Linked DNA regions of Homo sapiens: region 2 is linked to region 1. The links are chromatin contacts, found by Hi-C or POLR2A ChIA-PET in ENCODE. All regions are on one chromosome and are shown on one strand. The core of a region is the stretch at or near the end of the contact, and the rest is flanking DNA. Distances in the headings are between cores, read along the strand shown.

Region 1 (7,013 bases), core at 910-3,409:
TCACAGCAGGAGCTTAGCTGGTGTCGGCATCTCCTGGACCCGTCCTCAGCTCCGAGCGCCCAGTCCTGCCACCTGTGTCCAAGTCTGCACTGTGCCCACGAGGCCCTCAAGGCCGCAGACAGCCCCACACTTCTCGGACGCCGCCCCAGCACGGTCCTTGTGTGAGGTGGACACTCCTTCTGGACGCCGCCCCAGCACGGTCCTTGTGTGAGGTGGACACTCCTTCTGGACGCCGCCCCAGTACGGTCCTTGTGTGAGGTGGACACTCCTTCTAGGGAAGGAGTAGTAACTCTTGGGTGGTCGGGTAGTTGCCATGGAAAGGGGCAGTAATGCCCAGGTATTGCCGTGGCAACCGTAAACTGACATGGCGCACTGGAGGGCGTGCCTCATGGAAAGCTACCTGTGCCCCTGCCCTGTGTTAGCTAGGCCTCAATGTGGTCCAGTATCTGAGCACCGCCTCCTGCCTCAGATGTTCCCGTCTGTCACCCCATTACCAGGGCGGCACTTCGGGTCCTTTCCAGCCATCATTGTCCTGGCATTGCCACAGTGGACACTGCCACACAGGCTTGTGTGCTTGCGCGTACCCAGGTCCTCACCTCTCTGGGATAAACCAGGCACGTGGCGGCCGCCCCATTTTCCACCCGCCAGCGGTGGAGGAGTTGCCCAGCCTTGCAGGAAAACAGCTCTCATGCCAGCAGCGGAGCATCCTATTCAAGTTTTCTCAGGGCTGCCAGCACAAATGCTGCATGCCGGGCGGCTTCCTCAGCAGACCGTTGTTTCTCTGCGTCCTGGAGGCTGGACGTCCCAGGTCCCCGTGTGGCAGGCCCGGTTCCTCCCGCAGCCTCTCCTTGGCTTGTGGGCGGCGTCTCCTCCCTGGGTCCTCGCAGGGCCACCCCTCCGTGTGTCTGTGTCCTCCCTCCCCTTATAAGGACCCCAGGCAGACTGGATCAGGGCCTGCCCTAAGGACTGAATTTTACCTTAATCACCTCTTTAAAAGCTGTCTCCAAATACAGTCACCTTCTGGGGTCCTGGCTGTTAGGGCTTTGATGCATGGATTTGGGGGACACCGCTCAGCCCCTAACAGCCCCCATCCTCTGCCTGCCTTTACCATGGGGCTGAGCCCAGCCCTGCAGGAGTCCCCTGGTTTGATGTCTGCTGTGGCCACGGCGACCCTCAGGCTGCTCCAGCCGCACTTGTGCTTGTCTCTGCCTGGCCCTGGGGCTTCACCTCCTGAGGGGGTGGAGAGAGAGAGACCTGTCCCTCCCAGCTCTCCTGGCCTTGCCCACTGCAGAGCCCAGAGGGACATCCTCCACCGTGGGCCTGGGCTCAGGTGTGCTCCGCGTTCTCCGGCCCCTCCTCCAGGTGCGCTGCTCACAGCACACGTCTCCACGTCCTGGCATCCCGGGCCTCCCTGGGCTCCGTGGCCCCGGAGGGTGCCCCTCCCTCAGCCAGTACTGTGGGAAGAGCCCGGTCCCTCTGGGGCCAGATGAGCAGGGCAGAGTGAGCAGGTCCCCCTTTGGTGGAGATTCACGATCTCCACCCCGCCCAGCAGCCATCCCAGGCCGCAGTCTGCTGACTATCCCCAGCTCACACTTCTCACCAGCTGACACGGTGATCTGGCCGGGCACCTGCCCAGGGTCCCACCCGCAGAGGAACCCGCCTCTTCCAGGTTGGTTCCGGGCTCCTGGACGGATCACGCGCTGTTGACATGCAGTTGTAGCTTTTTTCTTGTGGGTGGGAGCAATGCTCTTCCCAGCTCCACCTGGAATTCCACCAGGGATGGGTGCAGCATCCTAACCCCGCCTTCCCTTGGAGAATTCACTGCTCTGGACAGACGCCTGGCCCAGGATTTCAAAGGCGCATCTGTTATGGACCGGGCCCCCAGAGGAGACGTCTTTTTGCCATTTTGTTTTCTGACCGGAGGGTTTTTTGGAGGTTGCCCTCCCACCCACCGGGTTGCTGGCAGCCCAGCCCGTGCTGTTTTCAGTGGACCCTTTTGCAAATGTCTTCACAGGCTCCCGGGAAGCTGAGCTGAACAGTGACCTCAGCCTTGAGCAATCCCGAGGATGTGTTTGCTGAGGAAATCATTAAACAGGGAGATGAGAGCACTCAACCCCCAACATGCCAGGCTCTGCGGGAGGCTGCTTATTCCTGTGGCCTCGGGCCAGGTGCCCCAGCGTTTGCTGCCCTTGGTAGACACTTGTCTGGCCTGAGCCCTCGGGCACCATACACCGACATGGTTAGGGCAGCCAGGGTCAGCCCGGGCCCCTGGGAGAGCTGAGTGGAGGGACCACTGGCCAAGCACAGAGGGTGCAGGGTGCCCAGGACCAGGCGTCACCTGATGGTCACCTGGGGGAACCTGCTCACTCCGCCCTGCTGCCCTGCTCACTGCTCGGGGGCCCAGCCAGGCCGGGGACCAGGGCCTCAGAGTGGAGGGGGGTCAGGGCCCAGGGCCTCAGGGTGGAGGATGGTCAGGACTCAGGGCCTCAGGGTGGGTGGTCAGGGCCCAGGGCCTCAGGGTGAAGGGGGGTCAGGGCTCAGGGCCTCAGGGTGGAGGATGGTCAGGACTCAGGGCCTCAGGGTGGAGGATGGTCAGGACTCAGGGCCTCAGGGTGGAGGCAGTCAGGACTCAGGGCCTGAGGATGGAGGGGGTCAGGCCTCAGGGCACTGGACAGCTGACTGGCTTCTTCCCAACCCTTTTCCTTCTTTTCGCCCAACATAACCACTGGGAGGTATCCACAGAAGGGGGCTCCTCAAACACTGCCTGGTGTCCTCTGTCTCAGCCCCAGGGGAAAGGACTCGCACGGGGCGGAGTGGGAACTTTGGGTGAAACTGGGCAGGGGGTGCTGGCCAAGGCGGGGGAGAGGGTGGACTCCCATCAGGTCAGGAGCTCCGAGGTGAGGCCTCTGCTAGGGTGGAGGGTCTCAAGATGGGGAGGGAGGGGTTGTGGGAAAGGGGAGGGGAGGTGGAGCCGCTCCAGGAGCCTCACGGGCCTTCGGGATGGAGCCGCTGGGCGTTGGCGAGAGGCTTCCGTCCACGGCACAGCCCCGCACGGGGGCAGAGGACGGGAAGGGACCCAGGGCAGCCCCGAACCACCTCAGACTTTTGGAAAATGAACTGGAAAGAAACAAGACTTCTTTTGAAAAGAAGAATGTCCTTTTTTATTTTGACTTTTTGTCATCGATATTTTTTGCGTTACTCCTGGTTTTAAAAAGAATTGCATTAAAATACCGCTTTTCTGATGAGTGAGTTTTTGGAACACCCCCCTGCTCCCTGCTTTAATTTTGCCCTGGAGAGGAGCACCTCATTCTACTCTGGGCTGTGCATCTTTGGAAGGAATGCTGAGACCCCCGGTTCCCACTGTCCCCGTGGGCCATACCCCGTGAGCCAGCGGGACCAGCTCCGAAGGCAGAAGGTCAGGCCGGGGTCAGCTTCAGCCTTGGCGGGGGCAGCCGCTCAGCAGAGGGTGGCCCAGGGAGGCCAGGCTGGCTAAGGGCAGGGCCAGGACCACCCAGAATGGGAGGCCCACAGCCCACCAAGGGGTTGCCCCGTGGGAAGACATGGGGAATGGGTCTGGCCCTCTCAGCACGCTGTGGAGTGTGGCAGAGGGCGGGGGTCGTGTCCTGGAAGGAGGAGGCTGAGCCTCCAGAGAGCAGCGTCGGGCTGGAAGATTAGGGGAATGCTGTGTGTACAAGGCCCAGCCATGACAAGCAGTGACTGTGGTTTTAGCCAAGAGTGGGCAGTGAGGGAGGGGACACACGTGGCGGATAGGGTGGGGGGTGGCCCCCACAGGACATCAGGAGGGACCTAAGTGAAGGAGGAAGCGCTGGCAGGCCAGGCACCCACCCTCGGGGGCCAACTATCCAGAGAGGGGCAGGGGGAGGGCAGGGGGAGGGGGCTGAGAGCGGGCAGAGGCAGGGCTGGAGCAGGGGCTGAGAGCAGGCAGTGGGAGGGCAGGGGGAAGGGGCTGAGAGCAGGCAGGGGGAAGGGGCTGAGAGCGGGCAGGGGGAGGGCCGGGGCAGGGGCTGCTGCCTCCTGGAAACGTTTCATGTTGTCCTTGCACTATTTACAGTGAGGATTATTTATAAAACCCAAATCGCTTTAAAGCCATTTCCAGGTTTTACATGAACAAAAATCTATTTGAAAAAAGAAAATAATAAAATAAACATTTAAAAATCTTTCTTAGAATTCCCTAAATTTCAGGGCCGTGTGTGTGCCCATGTGTGGTATTTGTGTGTGTGCGTCTGTGCATCTGTGTCAGTGTGTCTGTGTCTGTGAGTCTGTGTGTCTGTATCTGTGTGTCGGTGCATCTCTGTGTCTGTGTGTGTCTGTGTCTGTGTGCCTGTGTGTGTGTCTGTCACTGTGTGTGTGTGTCTGTGTGTCTGTGCATCTGTGTGTCTGTGTGTGTCAGTGTGTCTGTGTGTGTGTCTCAGTGTGTCTGTATCTGTGTGTTGGTGCATCTGTGTGTCTGTGTCTGTGTCTGTGTGCTTGGGTGTCTGTCACTGTGCGTCCGTGTGTCTGTGCATCCGTGTGTCTCTGCATATGTGTGTGTGTGTCAGTGTGTCTGTATCTGTGTGTTGTGCATCTCTATGTCTGTGTATGTGTGTCAATGTGTCTGTGTGCTTGTGTGTCTGTCACTGTGTCTGTGCATCCATGTGTCTGTGCGTCTGTGTGTCTGTGCATCCGTGTGTCTGTGCATATATGTCTGTGTACGCACACAGCTGATCCTCTGACACCGAGGAGGAGACACAGTGGGGATTCTGGGTCTGGCAGGCTCTCTCCTCTGCATCTCTCAAGCCTCCCACAACCCCCTTAGTGTCCACCCATGCTGTAAGAGGAGACCATCTGGAGTCCCAGGTGTTTTAGAGACTGGAAACCAGCCCACGGGGCCCCTGGAGGAACAAAAACCAGCTCCCAGCCAGCGCATGCACACCTGAGACACGCCCTCAGCCACTGGCTTCTGCCACTGCTTTACTGGGTCAGCCATGAGTGGGGCTGAGGAGCCCGCCCTCCCATCAACGTGTTGCTACCTGGAGAGCATTGACAGACTTGGGCCATTCCTCTCCGTGGCGGGTGCCCCTGTCTTCCTGTCTACATGAGTCCAGGGGCCCTGTGGTGCATGGGAACAGCCAGGAGGGGTGGCTCAGCAGGACTAAGATGAGAGACTATCATGAGACCCGGGCACATTCCCACCAACAGCGGGTTCCTTTCCGTCCCCGCATCTTCCCTCACCAGCAAGCCCCTGTGCAGAGCCCAGACTCCACAAAGGCCCATCAGTCATCACTGTCCACATGTGCATCCGATGTGTAGGGTGGCGGCGGGGACGAGGCTCAGACAGACAAGACACCCCAGGGTCAGCCAGGCCGGCCTGTCCCACTTGAGCTGGGCTGAGACACCAATGTCACCCCTCTTGAAGCCCCCAAAGCTTGCTCTCTGGCCGACAGCTGGCTTTTGAGCCAGAAGGCTGGTGACCCTGTTAGGATCTGGCAGACCCGCCAGGGTGGCTCCCAACTCACCCACTTCCCGCCCTGAGGTCCTCTCCTCCCTCCCCACCCTCTGGCTACATGGACTCTCCATCCTGGAACACCGGGCATGACCTGACTCGCCTTTGCCTCGCCGTTCCCTCTGCCTGCGATGCTGTTTCCCCGACCACACAGGCCTCCCTGGCTCCTGGCCTCCTCCAGTCTTTTCTCAGGGTCTTCTCCGTGAGGCCCCTCTGACAACCCCGTTCACATTCCTAACCAGCACCCAGCAGCCTGTCTCATTGTCTCTTACTGGAATGTGTGTTTGCACGGCAGGGATTTTCCCCCTGCTGTGTGGTGATGGATCCCCAGCGTCTGGAACTGCTTCCAATGCGAAGGAGCTCGGAAGCCTTCAGTGTGGGGATGAGTGAGTGAGGCAGGCGGCTGCCGGTGCGGGGAAGACAGTTAGGGTTGTTCTTACATGATAGTTTTTAAAGATGCCATCTTTTCAACCAAGAAATTCTACTTCTAGGCCCCTGCCCTGGAGAAACAATGAACTGGTGGGGAAGAGTTTCATCATTTCAAATGCTCGGCCATGGTTTCTGTGACCTGTGGGTCTGGTTCCTCCATGGATGGAGCAGATGTCAGCGGCCTTTGACTGGAGAAGGTCGTGGGTCTTGCAGGCTTCAAAAGCTTCTTCGTTTATGTTGTGCCAAGAAAGCTATGGCTGGGAACGGTTCCCTCCCTCAGTGTCTGCTTGTGGCAGCTCCCGGGCGTTTCTGGGCTGCCTCACCCCGCACTGCACTGGCCTCAGAGCCAGGCCTTCATCTGACCAAGTCCCCACCTCCTGCTGTCTTCACTAGTGCTGTTCTTTATCTGTCTTTGGGTTCCTTTTAGTATTTTCCCCTAAATTTTCAAATGATGTGTCTGGTTGGTTGAATGTGAACCTTTCTTGATTACTAGGTAAATGCATCTGGTCTTCCTGGTGTGGCCGAGTCCCACAGGTGCAGTGTGGGGCACCCACGTGCCTTCCCTGGAGTGAGGAGTCCGAGCTCTCCTCTCCGTCTCTGCTCATGATGGGGGCCATGCTCCCCCGTGCCCTTCCCAGCAAAGATGGGGCCTCCAGGGCTCCACTCCCACTCCCGAGCCCCTTCAGTGTGGACACATCTCACTGTTACCCTGGTATCCGTTCACAGTCACTGAGACTTGGCCAGCAGCTTTGCTGCCTTTGTGTTGGTTTTTGTCAACACTCTGTTCTGTGTCCCATGCCAGCCGAGAGGCCTGTGGGGGTGGCTAGTGGGGGGAAGCTTGGCCTGCAGGTGAAGGCAGGGCTGGGGGCCCTTCTGGGCCATGGTGCCAGCCTGTCACCTTCGTGTTTTCTGCCATCAGGTGTCAGGGTCCCACTGGGCCTTCAGCTGCCTGTGCTACCTGGGCATGTGCCCCCTCCCCAAATATGTGCCCCTCCCCAGACCTGTGCCCCCTCCCCAGATCTGTGCCCCTCCCCACACCTGTGCCCCCTCCCCGGATCTGTGCCCCCTCCCCGGACCTGTG
Region 2 (6,429 bases), core at 3,118-5,617, 57 kb after region 1:
GGGTGGGCCCCAGGTGGCATTGCAAGGTTCGCACAAGACGGAGACTTGACATGGAGGAAACCATGGACCACGGAGGCAGAGAGCACCATGAAGAGGCTGTCCACGAAGGTCAGAGCGATGTGGCCGCAAGCCAAGGAGTGCACGGCCGCTGGGAGCCAAGAGAAGCCAGCAGGACCTTCTCCAGGGCCTCAGAGGGGCCCCTTGGCCTAGTGATGCTGGTTTCAGACTCCTGCCCTCCAGACCGTGAGCATGCGTTTCCGTTGTTTAAAATCACCAAGGCTGTGGCCATTTGTCACAGCAACCCCAGGAAGTCCACAGAATGGGAAAGGAGACGGGAGAGGAGGATGGCTGGGCTCAGCTGTCAGGCTGGGCTGTGCGGGGCTCCCTTGGGTGGTGGGGAGGAGCCTCTGAAAGGGAGCTCAGGGAGGGGCTGCCCATGGAGAAAGCACTGGGTGGAGAAGCTGTCGGTCAATTATCTGGTGATTGCACCTGCCTGTTGCCAGTCACAGTCTTCCTCCAGGAGGGGTCACCGACCACGGGCCACATCCACTCCTCTCTGCTGCAGGAATCCTGTCCCTGCTAAAGCTGATCCTGGCTTTATCTGCCCTTTGCAGAGGTGTGGGGCTTTGGCCCTCCACTGGGCACCGCACAGCGTGGGAGCCCCCTCCCCCTGGCCCCTGCGGTGGGGTCGGCTGAAGCACTGGGCTGGTCACTCGGTGGAAAAGGACACAAGTTCCCCTTGGGGCCCAGAGGCTGCACATCCGTCCTTCCAGGACTGGGCCTAAGGAATTAAATGGCTGTGAAAACAGGGGCACTGTGAGCCCCAGAGTCGGGCCATGTCATCTGAGGATGATGGTGGCAGCAGCAAAGCTCCAGATGTGGACACAGTCCCTTCACCTACCGGGGCTGCACTTCCTCCGGTGCCACAGCCAGGCCAGGCGCCCTCCCTGAGGGAATCCGCGGGTCCCGATGGCCTCTGGGGTGAGACACTGGGACGTGCCTGCAGAGCAGCAAACACTCTCTGGGCCTCACACCCTCTTCCCGGCTGCACAGCGGCACCCCCAGGGGCCTGCCCCTGCTCAAAGCCAGCCCCACCGCCCAAGGTCTGGACCTGCCTGCCCTGCAGGTGGGGCTCAACTTCCTCGGGTTTTCTGCTCCCAGGTGATTTTCCTCCCTGCAGCCAGGGCTGAGCACCTCGGCCAAGTGGCTCTTTGCTTTAAGAAGAGAGGGAATCTCCCAGCCGCCAGCCCATTGAGGCTCCCTGCACAGGACGGGACTCAGCGCCGCGGCGGTGGCATGGCCGTGCCGGGCTGTGCTGTGACCTGAGGCCTCGTCCGTGATGACCACGTCCTCGCAGAGCCTGGGGGCAGGGCCGGGGGGTGGTCAGATGCGGTGGAGCCTGTGCCCTGTGCATGACCGAAGCCACAAGCATCAAAACAGCTACATTCATGCTGAAGAGGACATTTATTTTTATTTTTGAGACGGAGTCTTGCTCTTTCGCCCAGGCTGGAGTGCAGTGGTGCGATCTTGGCTCCCTGCAACCTCCGCCTCCCGGGTTCAAGTGATTCTCCCACCTCCGCCTCCCAAGTAGCTGGGATTACAGGCACGTGCCACCACGCCCAGCTAAATTTTTTGTATTCTTAGTAGAGACGGGGTTTCGCCATGTTGGTCAGGTTAGTCTCGAACTCCCAGCCTCAAGTGATCCCCCCTCCTTAGCCTCCCAAAGTGCTGGGATTATAGACGTTAGCCACCGTACCCAGCTGGCAAAATTTCTAGGTGAAATAATAAAATAAAATAAAAATAGTGGTCGGAAATCTGTCTCCTGAGACAGAAGTGTCTGATTTTCTATAACTCAGTTAAAAGTGGTGCCAATAGAAACGCAGTTACGACGTCAATACCGGAAGGCCAGGAATGCCGCGTGGTGAAGAAAGTGGGTCCAGAGGCCCTCCCTGACCTTGGTGTGCTCGGCCTGGACATGCCTGTCACTGTTGATGAACAGCAGGTGCAGATGTGTGTGCCGCCCTGACTGGGGTCTCGGGGAGGCGCGGCGCCGTCCCACTGCCTAGAACCGGCTGGTGTGTGTTTTTGTTTATCTGCCCACAGCTCCTGGTTGAACAAATTCTCTGGTTTCATTTTTCCCATAACAAAATGAGCTTTCTCAGTAATGACAAAAGAAAACTTATGTTCTGAGGCACGGAAGCCTCCATAAAGGAGGGGAAAGTGCCCCTTATATTCCAGGGCACCCTTCAGTGGCCTGGAGGAGCCCTGCCTCCCTGGAGCCGTGCGCTAGGTCGGGCTGTGTGGCTGGGGCAGGCGTGCTTCCCATCCACCCAGCTCCAGCAGCTCCAGCTCCTGCAGGACGCACATCTGGCCCCATCTGCATTCTCTCACCAAAGCCTTCCACCAGAACCTCCCACCCACTCTGGAGCCCCTTCTCTCCACTGCCAGAGCCAAGGAGGCGGCCGCAGGAGTCATTCTGGGGGTCAGAAGCTGACCTCTGCTCTATTCCCTCTATTCCTTCGGGGATTTTGTGACCATGGCCAAGTCATGGTGGCAGGACCTCAGCTCCCCTGTGTGCACCTGGGGTTGGCGTCATAGACCGTCTCCATGGCCTGCCAGCCCCAGTAGGTTTGTAACCGCATCTGAGGCCACTCGTGGCTTGATAAAGAAGAAAGAGACAGGCCGAGGGAGGGAGGTGGAGGTGAGGGTGGCGATGAGATGCGTTGGGGAGATGCAGAAGGAGCTAGAGAGGGAGGTAGTGAGGGGGAGTGGAGCAGGGCAGAAGCTGGGCAGATCCACCCAGCCCAGCACCCCTGCCCAAGGGAGTGCGGGAGCCTGGGTGGGGAAGAAGTGTGGGAGGAACAGGGGAGACCCTGACTTCATGCCGCTCGCAGGCAGGGCCCTCCCTGTTGGTGAGGGGGTGCTTTTAGGCAGGTGTTCCTGGTCGGGGGAGGCCAGTCTAGATCAGAAGAGCAGGCTTGACCCCTCCTTGGCCTTTAGCAGTGCCTTGAGGCCGAGTGAGGGTCCTAGGCTGGTGGACGTGGCTCTCGAGAGGCCTGTGGACTGATTCCACCACACGTGGCTGCCTCTCCGTGAGCCGCACGGGCAGCGTGCTAGGCCTGCGTGCCTCGCCGGAGGGAGGGCTGAGTCGCACTGGCTGGGACATGGGAAACACGCCACCCAGCCACGCCAACTCCGAGGCAGACGAATGCCACTTTCTGCATGATATTTCCCCCAGATGTCCGCATCTTTCCCCCAGATGTCATCAGTGCCTGCTTCCCTCCCTGTGGAGGGCTCTGAGGGCCGACCCCCAAAGTCCATCTTTCCCCCAGATGTCATCAGTGCCTGCTTCCCTCCTTGTGGAGGGCTCTGACGGCCGACCCCCAAAGTCCATCTTTCCCCCAGATGTCATCAGTGCCTGCTTCCCTCCCTGTGGAGGGCTCTGAGGGCCGACCCCCAAAGTCCATCTTTCCCCCAGATGTCATCAGTACCTGCTTCCCTCCTTGTGGAGGGCTCTGACGGCCGACCCCAGGGTGGGAGAGGGCCAGCCCCCCAGCAGCAGGAGCAGTTTAAACTGCGGGTAAGTGTGCTCCAGGGGCCCTGGTTCTGCAGAGCCACACGCCGAGGCTCCTGAGCTATGTGAGGAATCCAGGGTGCAGCTCACTGCGTGTCGCCCAACTGCCCTGGGAACCGGCACTGCAGGGTCAGGTGCATCCCTTTCCATGTGAGCTCCTGGCCAGCCCAGGCAGACAGGGGAGGCCACACAGCTTCCAGGCAGGCAGCGGCTGGGCCTGAGCTGGCCCATACCTGCCGGGCTCCTGTCCCACCGGCTGTGTCCGGCCAGCCAGGGCTGGGGACATACACACCTGAGCTGCTCTCAGGAGCACTTTTACTGGAACCTCGAGGAACCTCAACCTCCTTGTTTCTAGGTTGCAGCTCCATTACGTGCTCTGCAAGTGAAAGATGCTGAGGTGGACACTAACGTCGGGAGGGAAGCCTAAACATTGACGTCATCTGTGCAAAAAGTCAGGAGCATCCACAGGTCCACTCTGTCCCGGACACGTTCTCAAAGTCAGGAGCATCCACAGATCCACTCTGTCCCGGACACGCTCTCACGCTCTCTCCGGTTTGACTTTGCAATAACACAGCCCACGAGGGTCACCGTGACCTTGAAACAGTCCTGGCTACTTTAAAATTAGCTGCCCCTAGGAGCATGGAAGATGATTCATCCCGTGACAAATCTTGCCTTATGTCTCTTTTAAACACACACATCTGGGTATCAGGCAGCCTCACGGGGGCAGCTTGGTTGTGCTGGAACTCAGCCTCATTGACTCCGGTTTCATGTGCACAGAAACTGACTTTGAAACTTGCAGGAAGAGGCTGTCCTGGAAGAAGCTGCAGCCTGCAGAGACGGCCCTGGGCTTCCTGCATCGCTCCCTTCCTGCCACGGGGCTGTGCCAGGAGCTTCCATGCAGCTCTCACACACAAGGCAGGTCCCCAGCTGGCTCTCTGCAGAGCCTGACCTGAGGCACCCATTCGATGAGAGCAGGTTCTCTCAGTGTAGAACCCAGACCAGCAGAAGCCGCATCACAGGGACGCTTCAGAGACGCACTGCTCAGCCCAGAACTGCCAGGCCTGGCAGCCGGGGTGCGGGGACCCTGGGACCCTGATGTTGTGTGAGTTCAGGAAAAACAGCGTTGCCTTCCTGAATGCTGTTCCATTTACTTCTAGCTCCTACGTGTTTCTTCAAGTAAAACACAGTCGAGCCTCATTATTCATGGGCAAATTTGCCTACTTACTAGCATTTACCCTAACCCAGATTCAATACTCAGGGCACCTCCACGGTCATTGGTGGACGTCACAGCGTCACAGCAATGAGACGTGAGTTTCCTGACACGGTGTCTGGGCGGGGGCAGAACGAGCCATGCTTTGGTGTCTCGTTTGTGTGTGCGTGAGTGTGTGAATGTGGGAGTATGTGAGTGTGTGTTCATGTGTGTGTTCGTAAGCGTGTTCTCACCTCAACACTAACAACCCTGACTGGCATGTGATGGCAGCCTCATGGGGCTCCAAGCCCATGTGTATGGGCTCCCTGTCTGTGCTGGAAGGTTCTACAGCAAAAATCAGCCCCTGCTCACCAGAGGCAAACTGAGCATGAAAGGAAATGAAAGACGTGAACTTTAATGCCTCTCATGTGCCGGGAGAACGAGGTCACACAGCAAATCACGGCTCTTGGGAATCAGGATGTGTTTGAAAACTTCAGGGGCTCTGAGCCCTCATGAACCCAACCGATGGGCAAGCAGCCCAGGCCCAGGCTGGAGATGGGGATGGGGCTGGCCATGGTCCCTGCCAGGAGCTGGAAGCCACTCCCGCCCCTCCTGCTCTCTCCATGTCCACTGGACACTGTCCCTGGTCCTGGGAGAAGAGGGAAGGCCTCTCAGCCTCCACTGGAGGGACTGCTGGGCGAGCCTGATCTACACCACAGCACTCCCCACCACAGGAGCGACTTCACTGACCCCAAGGGGGACACTTCCCTTAAAAGGATCATCCCACACTGACCCTTGTCTTGGGAATCCCAAGTCGGAGGTCACGTCAGAGGCAGGAATCCAGGCTCAGGGACATCTGCCCTGTCCCCAGAGGTCTTTGTTGTCCGAAGCCCTGCATTCTCTGGCTCTAAGGAATTCTGAAGCTATTTTGGACACTGCAGCCCTTCCCAGGGTGGCCAGAAGAGGACAGGCAGGCTTGCTTGGGGTGGGAGGAAGCCGTGGTCCACACTGGAGCATAGAAACCAGCCCTGTAAGCCACCCTGCTGGCCTCACAGGTTGTAGGGAGCAAAGGCCGTGTTGAAGCCCAGGAGCCCCTCAGGAAGGAAACCCCTCAGACTAGGGAACATGGGGAGTGGGCAGCCACTCCTCCCCACCCTCAGGCCCATAAGCTGCACTCCCCACAGTCCCCAGGTTCATCCACAGGGAGGCCCCAGCAGGAAGGCAGGGCCAGGGCGCAGGGCGAGGTCGGGGGAATGGACTCCCCTGGGTTTCTCCCTGCCGATCGCTGTAGTGGTTGAGTCCTCCACTGAGCACAGCCACTCCTGTAGGCTTACCCCGCTGCAGCTCGCTCTCGGATCCTAATAAACAAGTGAGTCCTCCACTGAGCACGGCCACTCCTGTAGGCTCACCCCACTGGAGCTCGCTCTCGGACTCTAATAAACAAGTGAGTCCTCCACTGAGCACGGCCACTCCTGTAGGCTCACCCCACTGGAGCTCGCTCTCGGACTCTAATAAACAAGTGAGTCCTCCACTGAGCACGGCCACTCCTGTAGCCTCGCCCTGCTGAACCACTCCTGTAGGCTCACCCCCACTGGACCACTACTGTAGGCTCACCCTGCTGGAGCACCCTCTCGGACTCTAATAAATGAGTTAGTAGCCCTGGGCA

Evidence for each region. Hi-C counts contacts between places; a loop is a spot of excess contacts on that map. ChIA-PET counts read pairs that join two places held with the same protein, here RNA polymerase II (POLR2A). Pooled maps may share reads with other maps.
Region 2: a map of IMR-90 shows a loop between it and region 1 (4-fold over the local background). The contact joins two enhancer-like sites. A Hi-C loop is called at or near these places in 1 of 168 maps with a recorded cell type or tissue (IMR-90) and 1 of 50 pooled maps. POLR2A ChIA-PET finds 5 or more read pairs at or near these places in 4 of 52 experiments (A549, Caco-2, H1 and 1 more).

The regions. Positions count from the first base shown.
Region 1 is chr21:45,328,157-45,335,169 of GRCh38, forward strand. No RefSeq gene overlaps it. Among named protein-coding and RNA genes, the nearest start is that of LINC00316, 10 kb to the right of the region's middle. RefSeq lists an enhancer at 1,862-2,583. Within about 2 kb of position 2,160, at least 13 of the 41 ENCODE cell types and tissues checked have a DNase peak (open chromatin) inside an H3K27ac peak, as active enhancers do.
Region 2 is chr21:45,382,784-45,389,212 of GRCh38, forward strand. No RefSeq gene overlaps it. Among named protein-coding and RNA genes, the nearest start is that of COL18A1, 19 kb to the right of the region's middle. RefSeq lists an enhancer at 5,627-6,429. Within about 2 kb of position 4,368, at least 13 of the 41 ENCODE cell types and tissues checked have a DNase peak (open chromatin) inside an H3K27ac peak, as active enhancers do.